Linked DNA regions of Homo sapiens: all the other regions are linked to region 4. Evidence: chromatin contacts called from ENCODE Hi-C or POLR2A ChIA-PET data. All regions are on one chromosome and are shown on one strand. The core of a region is the stretch at or near the end of the contact, and the rest is flanking DNA. Distances in the headings are between cores, read along the strand shown.

Region 1 (3,048 bases), core at 407-2,906, 420 kb before region 4:
CAAACCCCATCAAAACAATAGCCCCCAACCCCCATCAAAACAGCAGCCCCCAACCCCCATCAAAACAGCAGCCCCCAAATACCCATCAAAACAGCCCCCAACCCTCATCAAAACAGCAGCCCTCAACCCCCATCAAAACAGCAGCCCTCAACCCCCATCAAAACAGCAGCCCCCTAAACCCCCATCAAAACAGCAGCCCCCCAAACCCCCATCAAGACAACAGCCCCCCCAACCCGTATCAAAACAGCAGCCCCCAACCCCTCATCAAAACAGCAGCCCCCAGACCCCATCAAAACAGCAGCCCCCCAACCCCTATCAAAACAGCAGCCTCCCAACCCCTATCAAAACAGCAGCCCCCAACCCCCTATCAAAACAGCAGCCCCCCTAAGCCCCCATCAAGACAGCAGCCTCCCAACCCCACATCAAAACAGCAGCCCCCCAGACCCCATCAAAACAGCAGCCCCCAACCACCTATCAAAACAGCAGCCCCCAACCCCTATCAAAACAGCAGCCCCCCAACCCCCTATCAAAACAGTAGCCTCCCAACCACCTATCAAAACAGCAGCCTCCCAACCCCCTATCAAAACAGCAGCCCCCAAACCCCTATCAAAACTGCAGCTCCCAACCCCCTATCAAAACAGCAGTCCCCCAACCCTATCAAAACAGCAGCCCTCCAACCCCCTATCAAAACAGCAGCCCCCCAAACCCCTATCAAAACAGCAGCCCCCAACCCCGTATCAAAATAGCAGCCTCCCAACCCCTATCAAAACAGCAGCCCCCCAAACCCCCATCAAGACAACAGCCCCCCCAAAACCCTTATCAAAACAGCAGCCCCGCCACTGCCCGGGAGGGACAGGCTTCTCACCTCCCTCGGCTCCGTTTACGTAACCGAAACCGCAGAATAAAGGGCTCCTCAGATCTTCGGGCGCTGCTCCCAGGGGTGCGGGAAGGTGTCCCGGCAGCGCCTCTCCATCGCCACAGGCCCGCGGACAGTAGCCAAGACCCGGGGCAGCTGGAGGCTCTGCGGGGGGCGGTCTGACAGCCCCACCTGCCAGGACGCGGTGGTGTCAGGACCCTGAGATGGGCCGTTTCTGTGGCCAGGGATCTCTCAAAACCTGCTGCGGGCAGTGACTTCATTCCAGCCCTCCACGCCCTAATTTCCCACGCCTCACACCGGCGGCCCCCTAGGCCTGGGAATAGGGAAACGGTTCGAGTCCCGAGCTGGGGAGGGTCTGGAGGGAAGGGCTGCAGGGGCGTCCGTGGCCGCGAAGAAAGGCCAAAGCGCCAGGCACAGGGCCCGGAGACGGTGACAGACCTGTCCCTGGCGCGGCCGACGGTGACCCCCGCTCGCGGCCTTTGCAAAGCCTCCCCGTCGCGTCCTCGCACCGAGCCCGCAGCGCCGAACTCCGGGCATCCCAATCCGGGGGCTCAGGGACGCGCGGGGCGGTCCGGGAAGGGGGCTCGGGGGAGCGCGGGGGGCAGGGGCTGCGGCGCAGGTGGCTGCTGGGGCTGACGGGCCCAGTCTCCGCCCCCGGGTGCCCCCCGCGCCGCGCCCGCGGGACCGAGCCCCGCGCCCGCTTACCTTGGAGACGCAGCGACTGCAGCGGAGGCGCCTCCGCGACTCGGCCGCGCGCGACCCGGTGCTCAGCGGAGCTCTCCAGCCGCCGCCCCGCGCCCGCCCGTCCCGCCCAGCACCGCCCAGCCCCGCCCAGCCCGGTCCCGGGCCCGCCCCCGGCCCCCAGCGTCCGGCGCCCGCCCAGCGTCCCGCCCCGCGCGCTCATTGGCAGCCCCGCCCCCGCCGCCCCACCCGGCCCGGGGACGCGCGGGCGCACCGAGACCTCTGCCTTACAAGGCCGACTCTGCTCAGGCCCCGCGGACCGCCGGGTATCCGCTCAGCGCAGGGCGCGGCCGACCCGCGGGTCGTGGGAACCGCTGGGCAGGGGGCGGCGGGGCCCCTCACCTGGCTCTGGGGCCCCCCGGGGACGACCGGACCCCGATCTCTCCGCCCCGCAGGACGCGCGTTGACGGTGCGGCGGGGGATGGATGAGCGCGGCCGCGGCCTCCTGGGGTGGGGTGGGTTGGCGGCGGGGCCTCGAGGACGGTGCGGGGCGAGCCCCGACCGCGCCCAGTTCTTTAAGGAGCCGCAGACGGTGCAGGGAAGCGGCAGGGCCGGGCTGTGAGGGTGCTCGGACCCCAAGGCGGGGCGCACCCAGGGGACTGGGCTTCCAGGTGGGGGCAGCGCGGCCGGGGATCGACCTGAGCAGGGAGACGGGTCCGTGCCGGGCGCCCAGCGCAGCTGCTCGGGAGTGGGCCGCCCTTCACGCAGGAGTGGAGGAGCGGAGCGCGCACCCCTGACCCCGGCCTCAGCTTCCGTTCTCCCTGCAGGTCGCCCGTATGCAGCGCCACCATCCCGGCCGCTCTTCCAATCTCGCCTTTCTCCGGGCACCTGCCGCCCCTCCCCCGCTCCCCAGACAGGCTTTGCGGAGGGGGCTCATTCCGCCCGGGGCTGCCCGGCCCTCCGCAGGAGTTGGCTCCCCACAAGGTTCCGGGGCCGAGATGACAGGGCGGTTCTGTGGTGCTGGGTGCTGGGACTTGAGGGGCATAGGGGCACCTGCCCTGGAGGAGGCCGAGGCGCAGCCCCCCAGGAGGAAGGGGTGCCTCTGGTGACTTTCAGCTGGACTCTTCCAGCTGGACTCTAGTGCAGCTGAGCTCCTCCCCCAGCCCCGGCTCTGTCCCTGCACCAGGTGTCCAGCAGGCCCTGGAATCCGCAAAGGCAGAAGGGGAAGTTGGGGTGCTGGGTGCTGGGCAGGGGGTGCTGAGGCCTCACAGCCCGGCGGCTTGGCCCCCACCCACCCCACGGTGGTCCCGCGCCCCACACTTCCTCTCCTCTCCTGTGGTTTCTCCTTCCACTCAGTGCTGCCCAGAGATGGGCTTCTGTCTAGTTCTCCTGAGAAATTCCACACTCGCAGCTGGGAAGTCGGGGGACCCCCGAAGCTGTGCGGCGGCCACGCTGCGGCTCCTGCTTCCCTCCTGCTCGGGTGCGGGCTC
Region 2 (3,019 bases), core at 375-2,874, 370 kb after region 4:
GACAGCGTCTGCTGCGTTTCTCATGCTGCCCTTGGGATAAAAGTGAGCTTTTCTGTCTAGGCCTTCCTGGTCAGCAAGGGCACTCCATGCCTGGACTATCTCAACATCTGTCCTGACCGTAAACACCCAGCGCCACAGCACGGATGGGCAGGAACATCGGCCAGGGGCGCTCCCCGGCCAAGGAACACTTTCTGTTTTAACATCGCGCACGAGCTGGAAGGCGTCTGTGGAGGGACACTTGCTATTATAACATTGCGCACGAGCTGGAAGACATCCGTGGAGGGACACTTTCTGCTGTAACATCGCGCACCAGCTGGAAGGCGTCTGTGGAGGGACACTTGCTATTATAACATTGCGCACGAGCTGGAAGACATCCGTGGAGGGACACTTTCTGCTGTAACATCGCGCACCAGCTGGAAGGCGTTGGTGGGAAGTGGGGGTCCTCATCACCGGCCAATGCTCACCCACCTGACGGGGTTAGGGTCTGCCCTCACCAAGCACATACACCTGCCTCGGGGCCCCACCCGCCGCCCTCACCTGCCCCTGGGGCTCAGCTCCAAGGACGGGCGGATTTGGTCACAGCTGCAGCAGGACTTGCCCGGGATCTGCCTCTCTCTCTGAGTGGCTGCCACCTGATGGGCTCCCAAGGAATCAGGAGGAGCCCCAGCGAGGCCCAGCTAGAGCCACAGGCCGCAGAGGCTCAGGAACTTCCCCGTTCCCACTGGAATTGTGGCTGTACCCAGCAGCCGCTCCGCCTTCTCACTGGCCGGAGTTGTGCCCTTGCGGGCTGGAGCAAGGCACCATGGACTCTGTGGATGATTGTTTCTATTTTAAATTCTATTTAAATCTCTATTGAAAGAGTTTTTTTTTAACTGGAAAACTCAGGCATCAGAAGTACTCAAGTTTTAGAACAGGACAGGCGGTCTGAGAAGGGCTCCCCTGCCTGGCGACCTGAGGCCAGGCGAGTGAATCCCCAGGCAGCGCGTTCCTCCCAGGCTGCCAGCGAGTGCCACTATGTGGTCAGGAATTTGCGGTTGGTCCTGGCTGCGGGATTCTGCACAATTCTGGGAGAATGGAGCCCATGCTTGCCCCTAGGGCTGCCAGGAGCATCTGTCCCTAGGGCCAATTCTCCCTTCACGGTGGCCTGAGGCCAGAGGCCCGTGTCAGGGCTGAAACCTCGAGCTGACCGCCCAACCCACTCAGCTTTCGTCTCATGCAGGACATCCACCTGCAGCCTTGGTGTCCAGCTGGCACCCCAAGTCCCTGGGCCCGTGTGCCGCAGCTTCCCCTGTGTCCAGGGCTGGGTTGCCCCCTTCCTGCTGTGGGCTCAGCAGCACCTGGGAGCAAGCTCATGCAGTTCACCCAGCACTTCTGTGTGCCCAGGTGGACGGGTGGCTGTGTCAGGGGAGGCGGAGGACGGCAGGGCTGGCACAGACCCAGGCTCAAGCCCCAGCTCCAACGCCCGGCAGCCGAGTCCCAGCCCCTGAGACACGCAGTGTGGAGGAAATAGTCCTCATTGCCTGGGACCGAGCCCAGGAGCTCGCGTGGAGTGCCGAGACCTGCTGTGGGTGATAATGGCTCTGCTGCTACAGCTCAGCCGACCATCCCGACCATGTGTCAAGGGGACATCACTGAAACTCAGTAAGAATCAAAGGAAACCTCAACACCCTGGGGACCTCTCAGGAAAGTCCCCAAGAGCACAGAAACCCCCCATGAGCCTGAAAGGTCAGTGACTTCATGGAAACCCCGGTGGGAAAGTCTGCAGGGGTCTCTGGCCTCCCTAGTCTCCCAGGGGCCCCTGAGGGTCAGCAGCACCCAGACCCCGCCAGCACTGTGCACCCAAGGCAGGCTGCACAAGGGCCAGGCTGGGAGAAACCAAGATGAGGCAGTCAGAGCCCAGGGCTTCTGAATGCAGGAACAAGGCAGAGGGGAGGAGGTACGGGCTTCTAAACTGCACAGAAACCTCCATATTCACACATAGCTTGTGCTGGGCATGGGTCTAACGTCACTAGTTGCAACAATGAGGCTGGAAGATGGCTCAACAGGGACCCCTGAGGCCCCCAGAAGGCCATCACCCCTTATTCACCCTGACCATCCCCCACAGCCCACCCCACAGGAAGAAACAGTCCACCATGGCCCAGGGAGAGCCGTGTCCACATCTGCTCACAGCCTGTGCAGGGAGGCCGCTGCGGCCCAGGGACAGCCACATCCATGTTTGCTCACAGCCCGTGCAGGGAGGCCGGGGAGAGCCACATCCATGTCTGCTCACAGCCCGTGCAGGGAGGCCAGGGACAGCCACATCCATGTCTGTTCACAGCCCGTGCAGGGAGGCCACTGTGGCCCAGTGAGAGCTGCGTCCACTTCCAACAGCCACATTTGGTAGGCCCGCCTCTGCATCCTCGGGCTGTCAGTGCCATCGCTGGGCCCACGCAGCATCCTAGGGCCTTCTCACTGTCTTCGTTCTGCTCTGAGAGCTTGGAGCTGGCAGGCAGGTGGGGTGTGGGCATGTGGAGGGCGTGGGCCCAGGACCTTCCAGGAGGGGTCTCCAGGTACCCAGTCAGCCGATCCTGCTCTAGTGCCCTCTGACAAGGAGGGTGAGTGTGGGCACTGGAGAGGAAGGCCCCACATGGGCCTGTTTCAGGAGCAACTCAATCCCTGCAGAGCCCTGAGGGTCCCAGCCCTGCTGGAACCCACCACATCCAGCAGACCCCACAGGGCTCTGCTGAGCTCTATCACCCCCACCTCAGAGGCGGCACCCCTGGCCTGGGTCAGAACAGGGGGACTCAGGTGGACAGTGCAGCACAGACAAGAGACACTCAGGAGAAAGAAGGCACCTGGGCCCAGGAGGACCCTGCTGGAGGCTCCAGGAGCCTGAGGCTGGAGGCTGGGCCCAATGCGGGAAGGTCTCCGGGGATGAAGGCGGGGAGTCAGCAGTGGTGCCCAAACGGGTGACCCCAGCAACGTGACCCCAACATCAGGCGATGTGATGAAAGGTGGAGGGAGGGTCTGAGTGGGTGGG
Region 3 (3,122 bases), core at 361-2,860, 270 kb after region 4:
AGGGAGGGTCTGCAGCTGCCCAGCTGCAGTGTCCAGTGTCCTGGCGACAGGACCCGGAGCAAACCAGGCCTCGGCATGGGCACGGGATGAACTCAGGGCACCGGTGGGGTGTTGGCCGTTTCTGGGTAACAGACCTACAGGTGATGTCTTTTCCTCTTCTTTCTAAGCTTTAAAAATTACCATTGTGATTAATAGAACTTTTTAGAATTTTAGATACAGTTTCTCTGTGTGAACAAGGCTTAAAGGATATGAGAATGTTTCTGTAGCTTACAGGTCATAATACTATCTTTGAATACACAAATTGAAAAGCCACTTAAATATTAACCTTTGATTCTGAACCAGGATGAGCTTAACGATGGGGACCTGCAGGGCGTGGCCGGCTGGAGCCCATGGCCAGCAGCCATGGCTGAGGGCATACTTCAAAACGGTCATTTCTGTCCCACTAATACTGTGTAAATATGTATGCCATCCAATTTTTAACCAAATAAAATGTTCTGTCTGACGGGTCCCTTCATCTATATGACAAACAGTTTTAAGTAAAGAGGATCTCAGCTTGCAGAATAAGTAAAATTGTTTAAATTCTAGATAAATGTGTTCAGTGCTTGATGGGCTAATGCTGGCTGGATTTGTGAAGGTCAGTCATATACATGAAAATTCTTCTGCATTCACCTTAGAAGAGCGATATTTTTAGGCGAACAGAGCTTGCGATATTTTCTTTCCGTGCCACCTGCCCGCTTGGTGTCTGGCCCTGCGTCCTCAGAGGACCATGGTGGGCTGGTGTTCTTGGAGAGGAGGCCTCTCCAGGGCCACCAAGAGGGGGCTGTGGCCCAGGCTGAGCTCTTCTAGTGGCATGAGGGACACGCTTTATTCATGTGAGCGTTGTGAGGTGGGAAGGGAGGCCAGCCAGGGGAAGGGTAGAAGAATGCCTGTTGCTTGGGTCGGAGGCTCGATGGACTTTCACTGCTGGACATAGTGTGAACATGGGAGACGCAGGTTCAGCGATCACGTTTCACTTTCCCATTCCCCGGACCTCAAACTCAGGCCTGTGTAACTAAAGGTTCTGTGCTGCCAGGCTGGGCGTTTCCCCCAGGGAAGGCACGAGAGAGCGAATGCAGGGCCGGCCGCGGGGCCTGGGGACTGTGCCGCTCAGCACCACCCACAGGGCGTTCCTTGGGGCGTGGCCTGGGCCGGGGCGGTAGGATCCCTTGGACAGGGCCGTGTCTGGCTCACAGGAAGCTGCCCTCATGGAACGGGGTGCAGTGGGGTGTTCGTGGTCCTGCTGCCGTTGGCTGGGCGCAGCCATCCCTGCCGGCTCCCCCGCGCCTGTGCCCCGGGCCCTACTGCACCTGCACGGGCGGGGCTCTGGGGCCGGCGCGGGGAGTGAGGCCGCCGGTCTCCTCTGCTGTGGTCGGTGTGGGGGCCGGCGGGGCGCAGAGCTGCTCACCCGGCTGACTCCCCCTTCTGCCCTGCTGGCCTCTGAGCCGGTTCTCTGGGGCCTCTGTGAGCGCCTTGTGCCCCCCACACCCGCCGTGAGTACCGTGTCTCTCTGCTCAGCCAGGTGGGCGCCTCTGCTGCTGCTGTTGCCACCGAGTGACTGACTGACGCAGCGACGCAGCCACCGACACCCAAACACTGGAGCGTTTTACCCAAATGTAAAAGTCTAAACTTCCGGCTTCTCGAACAAAAGAAAACAAAGGAAAACGTCAGACGCCCCGTTGACGCCGGGCGCGCGTGGCCGCGGCCGAGCCGCTCTTCAAAGCCGGCAGCGTCTGGTCTGGCCTGGCTCCGCCAGCTGCCCGCAGGTCCTGTCCTCGTGGCTTTCTGCCCTGTCCTCCCTGGCCGGCTGCACTGGCTTCTGTGACGCTCGCTCCTTGCTGCGCAAGTGCAGGTGCAGCACCTTAAAGGCTGAGTGCGTCCCACACAGCGGGGCTGGAGCTCGGCACCTTCAGTCCACCCCAAACACCGCCCTCCCGCTGTGCACGGCCACTGCTGCCCCTCCTGCACCCCGACACATGGGGAGCTGGTCTGAGCCTGCCCCACCTGCTCTCCTGTGATCTCCCCTCTGCCACCCCCATCTCGCGCTCCATACCCCTTCCTCAGACCTCCTTGCCTGGGGCTGCTCTCCCCAACTCAGCAGAGCAGGGCTGGCCAGTACTAAGGACAGGGGCGACCACTGGTCCCCAGAAATCCTGAATCCAGGAAACCCCTCAGTCCGGGGCAGACCGGGATGGCCGACCACCCTGACTAGGGGAGGGCCGTCAGAAGTCTTTGACCCTGATCTAAGTTCTCTCTGCTTTGCTGAGTCTCTTTCTGTCTCTCTCCTCCTCTCCCTGTCTGAATGTCTGCCTGCCTCTCTCCCACACACATCTGAGACACAGGTCTCACAGAACCGCCCTTGCCCTTCTGTCTGTCTGTCTGCCTGCCTCTCTCTCACACACACACCTGAGACACAGGTCTCACAGAACCGCCCTTGGCCCTCTCTGCCAGGAGGGTGGTTCTCGGAGGTTCCCATCCTCTGTGGGGATGCTGACAGCTGTGGGTCATGGCTGGTGCCGCGGTTCTCACTCTTGGCTGCAGAGAGCAGCTGGGGGCTGCAGGTCAGGCCACACCTAGCTCCCCATGGCCCTGGTTCACTTAAGTGACAGGCTGGGGTGAGGGGAGGAGGAGGCCAGGGTGTGACCGTCGGTTCCATTTCTGCTTTCCCCCAGCTCCCCAAGTCAGGCACCGGCACAGTGGCAGTTGGTTTGTGGGACACCCATCTGTCAGTAGGGCATGAGTATCCTTGGCTCTGTCCTGCTGAATCATGGGTCCTGGCTGTGGCGCCAGGGCCAGCTGTGTTTGTGATCTGGTGCATCCTCAGGAGAAGGAGAGCAGGCGAGGCGCCAGGGAATGTAGGATTTGCTGATGAATTGTGTTTCAAAAAAGGTGGCTTTTTTTCTGTTGTCAGACTTCAGGAAACAGGTAGAGGCTGTGACCTTTGGGCCAGTCAAATGAATCTACAGAGATTAAAGGAGGATTGTGGAGTGAAAACCAAAAAAAGCCAAACATAGAGGAATCCGTTTACCCTTTCAGCCACGTATTTCGCTGTTGCCGAACCTTTATTAAAATGCTTCTCTCAAAGG
Region 4 (3,445 bases), core at 192-2,691:
CACAGAAAGACCACGCCAGGGCCCACACTCCTTGGTGCTTCCTGCCTCCACGGTGGTGACTGGAGAGAAGGGGCTTGGACTCACGGACCCTGCTTAGTTAGCACTTCACCTGGTGTTGAGCCTGGCGCCCCGCCTGACCACTTCCAAGATCTGGGCTGGCCTCTGTGCAGAGGAAGCTGAGACCACTCTTCGCCCGCCACGGGGACCCTGATGACGCACCCCAGGCCACCAGGCCACTGCCTTCACGGTGGGTCCCCACCCGTGTCTCCGGGTTCCTAAACTGCCTGGAGGGGATGTCTGGCCTTTCCTGCCCGGGATGGTGGGTTAGGAAGGATCTGGGGTCTGGCACCGGACTTGTCCCTGGACAGACCTCACCTTCCTTCCACTGCCAGGGAGCAGGGAGGCTGCCACCCACTGCATGAGACCCGGGCACATGCGGGCACTGCCAGCACGCGGGGTGGGGGCTGGACTGAGTCCGGACACCTTCTCAGAGACTCCGGATGGAAGGGCCTAAGAGCCTCCGGTTTCTAGAGGGGGCTGAGATCCGGGGAGTAACTGGGATTTGGAGCCAGGATGGAGGGAACAGGGCTGGGGGATTCTCTCCCCAGCCCCGTCCCCACCCCCTAGAGAAAGTGAAAGTGCTAGAAACCTCCAGATTCCCGGAACGGGGGACGGGAACACGGAGGACGCGGCCTGAGCAAGGCCCCGGTGGCTGCCCCCTCCCCAGCCAGGGCGCAGTCCTTCCTGTTCCGCCTCTGGGGGGTGGGCGGCTCCTCCAGGGTCAGGCGGGGGCAGGACGGGCCGGCCCGGGCTAGTGTTACCGGACGGCCGCGGCGCAGGGGAAGGGAGAGCGCGGGGGACGCAGGACGCCCCGGCTCCCGAACCGCCCGGGTCTCCACCGCCACCCCTGTCCCACTAGGGACCACCCAGGGGCCCGGGCTCCCTCCGGAGGCGCGCTCCAGCCCCTCCCCGTTTCCATGGCTACCAGCAGCGGCGTCCACACCTCTGCCCCCGGTCCCACCCGAGCTGACCGTACCGGGAGCCCTGGCAGGGCCCCTCGCCCCCTAGCGCTGCCACTAACGTGGGGTGGGGGCCCTCGTGGGGGACCGAGAACAGGCGGTGGGGGCGCGGGAAGGGGCGCCTCCTGTACCCCCGGCCCCGCCGCCCGCCTCCGCTCCCGGATGCCGGGCCCAGACCCGCGCTCGGGGCGCTCGGCCTTTGTCCGGCCAGGTGCGGCCGCGCTCACCCGGGCTGGGGCGCTCGGGCTCGGGGCCCTCGGGGGTGCCCGGAGCCTCCGTCCGCTCGGCAGTCTCGTCCCCGCCGCCGTCGGCGTGAGCCTCCACGGGCACCACGGTGAAGTTGGTGGGCATGGCCGCCTGCAGCCGACAGTCCCCGTCCCGGCCCGGCCCGCGCTGCGCCGCTCCCGCCGACGCCACGGGACTTGGAGGCAGGGGCGGGGTCCGACCGAGCCGCCCCGCCCCGCCCGGGCCACGTGACTTCACCTGCTTGCCCCGCGGCCCCACGAAAAGTTGGCCCGCGGCGACTTCCTGCAGGGACCCCAACCCAGGCTGCGTCTGTCTGACCGCCGCGACCCGGGACGCGGGGCTTTCGCTGCCTGCGCTCCCGACCATCGCAGAGCCCGCGAATCCCCGCTCAGTCTCCTGCACCCCCTCCTGCTCCAGCCCCCTGCCCCTCCTGCTGGAACTCCCCGCCCTCCCCGCCCTCCCCGGCCCCCTCCCCGCCTCCCCTCTTGTCCCCTTCCCCGACCCCCCACTCCTGCTCCAGCCCCCTGCCCCTCCTGCACGCCCTTCTGCTGGAACCCCTCACCCCTCCTGCACCCCCCCACCCTTCCTGCACCCCCTCCTGCTGGGCCCCCCTGCCCCTATGAACCCCCTCCTGCTGGAACCCCTGCCCTTTCTGCACCCCCTCCTGCTGGGCCCCTCCTCCTTCTGCGCCCCCTCCCGCACCCCCTCCTGTTTGCCCCCCATTTCCTGCTCCAGCCCCCTACCCCTCCTTCTTCCCCCTCCTGTTCCCCCCTGCCATCCTCCAGCACCCACCTCCCACACAGTCCGCCCACCCACTCCAGGCTGTCAACACCCGCTCAGACCCTGGGCTCCTAGCCTGGCTCCTGGCTAGCCCAACCTGGCTGCAAAGGCAACTCCAGTGGAAGGAGCCTTGGATAGCCTGGGGGTGGGGTACTCCGGAGCTTGGTCCAGCTCCAGTTTAGGGACCTAACCCAGTAGAGGGAGTCCCCCCCCCCACCCATGACAAATACCACCCACGAAGACCCCAGTCTCCTCCACACCTGCCCCAGGAGTGCCCCGCGGCCCCTGCCCTAGAACCCTCCCTTCCCTCCTTGGGAAATGTTCCAGAAGCTCACAGGGTGATGCAGGGAAGGTGGAGTTCCAGAACCCACCAGGCAGACACCAGGATACCACCGGCCAGCACCTGGCACATTTCTCAACAAATGACTCATGAAAAACGGAACAATCAGATGTCCGTCAATGGGGAATTGGGCTAAAATGCTATGGCACACAGGTGCAATGAGTCAGCCTTTATTCCTAATCACCCACAACTGCTGTACGACAACAAAGCAGAAACACAGGTGGTGTGGGCAAACACGGCCACAGCCTCTTGTCACGTGGAAAATGGGTATGGCCTGGCCATGTTTTAGCCGCTTGCCTGTCTAATCCTAAAAGGCAGCTGGAGGGGAGTGATGGCCTCCGGGCTGTGGGATCACCGGGCTCTGTGGGTTCAAGGAACGCAAGCCCAACCTCTCCAGCCATTTCCAGTAAAGCCAGTCATGCCCTGGGGTGGCCTAGGGTTCTACCCCTTTGCCCCATGGACTCTTCTGGGCAGAAGCTGTAGGCCTGGGACCCTCCTGGAACGTCGCCCATCCAGCACCAGCCCTTGCAGAGGTGGGGGTTCCTCTGGCCTGGGTGTCTGGAGCTGTGCCTGCTCCACACTCTCACCCCACCTCCCACCAAAGGGAGCTCAGGGCTGTGGATGGTGCTAGGTCAGCTGCCTCCCTGGGTCAGTGGGTTGGAAGGTAGGAAACCATCACCTCCCCAGAAGATAAAATAGTTCCCAGGCATCCTTATGAGGAGGGCTGGCTTTGCTAAAAAGATCCAGGGGGTGGGAACAGAAGTGCCCAATGGGGTCAATTATAGGGTTCACACTTAGGGTGCTGGGTAAACCCTCTCCTCAGTCACCCCAGCAGGGGCTTCTGTACATTCAACCCTGGTTGCCACCCAGCGCTATTCCCGAGGGTTGGACAGAGCTCAGGGTGGGCACGAGGCCTTCCCAAGTGATGCCAGCAGGAGCAACAGATGTGCAGGGCTCCCGTCGCACATCCAAGCTCTGCTTCACACCCCAGGACCCCAGGGCCGGCTGCCCGCCATGTGCTGGCTGTGGACCTTCAGAGGAGCTGGTTTGGAGGGTCTGT

What was found. Hi-C counts contacts between places; a loop is a spot of excess contacts on that map. ChIA-PET counts read pairs that join two places held with the same protein, here RNA polymerase II (POLR2A). Pooled maps may share reads with other maps.
Region 1: a pooled map shows a loop between it and region 4 (6-fold over the local background). The contact joins the promoter of TPPP here to the promoter of SLC12A7 in region 4. A Hi-C loop is called at or near these places in 8 of 50 pooled maps. POLR2A ChIA-PET finds 5 or more read pairs at or near these places in 2 of 52 experiments (A549 and T-cell).
Region 2: a map with no recorded cell type shows a loop between it and region 4 (4-fold over the local background). The contact joins the enhancer-like site here to the promoter of SLC12A7 in region 4. A Hi-C loop is called at or near these places in 1 of 168 maps with a recorded cell type or tissue (CD14-positive monocyte), 11 of 37 single-sample maps with no recorded cell type and 4 of 50 pooled maps. POLR2A ChIA-PET finds 5 or more read pairs at or near these places in 1 of 52 experiments (GM12878).
Region 3: a map of CD8-positive, alpha-beta T cell shows a loop between it and region 4 (2.1-fold over the local background). The contact joins the enhancer-like site here to the promoter of SLC12A7 in region 4. A Hi-C loop is called at or near these places in 3 of 168 maps with a recorded cell type or tissue (CD8-positive, alpha-beta T cell and naive thymus-derived CD4-positive, alpha-beta T cell) and 8 of 50 pooled maps. POLR2A ChIA-PET finds 5 or more read pairs at or near these places in 4 of 52 experiments (CD4-positive, alpha-beta T cell, activated B cell, naive thymus-derived CD4-positive, alpha-beta T cell and 1 more).

What each region holds. Positions count from the first base shown.
Region 1 is chr5:691,696-694,743 of GRCh38, forward strand. It overlaps TPPP (tubulin polymerization promoting protein), which reads right to left and starts at 1,657. Exons shown (of 4, transcript NM_007030.3): 1 at 1,583-1,657. It overlaps LOC101929898 (a long non-coding RNA gene), which reads left to right and starts at 1,845. Exons shown (of 2, transcript XR_925675.4): 1 at 1,845-2,027; 2 at 2,386-3,048. RefSeq lists enhancers at 1,083-1,665, 2,579-3,048 and a silencer at 1,660-1,909.
Region 2 is chr5:1,483,532-1,486,550 of GRCh38, forward strand. The region is part of intron 5 of LPCAT1 (lysophosphatidylcholine acyltransferase 1); the gene reads right to left. Among named protein-coding and RNA genes, the nearest start is that of MIR6075, 26 kb to the right of the region's middle. Within about 2 kb of position 1,625, at least 3 of the 41 ENCODE cell types and tissues checked have a DNase peak (open chromatin) inside an H3K27ac peak, as active enhancers do; they include GM12878, where a contact is called at or near this core.
Region 3 is chr5:1,384,766-1,387,887 of GRCh38, forward strand. No RefSeq gene overlaps it. Among named protein-coding and RNA genes, the nearest start is that of LINC01511, 6.3 kb to the left of the region's middle. RefSeq lists enhancers at 1,009-1,303, 1,360-1,928. Within about 2 kb of position 1,611, at least 28 of the 41 ENCODE cell types and tissues checked have a DNase peak (open chromatin) inside an H3K27ac peak, as active enhancers do; they include CD4-positive, alpha-beta T cell and CD8-positive, alpha-beta T cell, where a contact is called at or near this core.
Region 4 is chr5:1,110,622-1,114,066 of GRCh38, forward strand. SLC12A7 (solute carrier family 12 member 7) reads right to left here and starts at 1,442. Exons shown (of 24, transcript NM_006598.3): 1 at 1,247-1,442. The coding sequence starts at 1,370.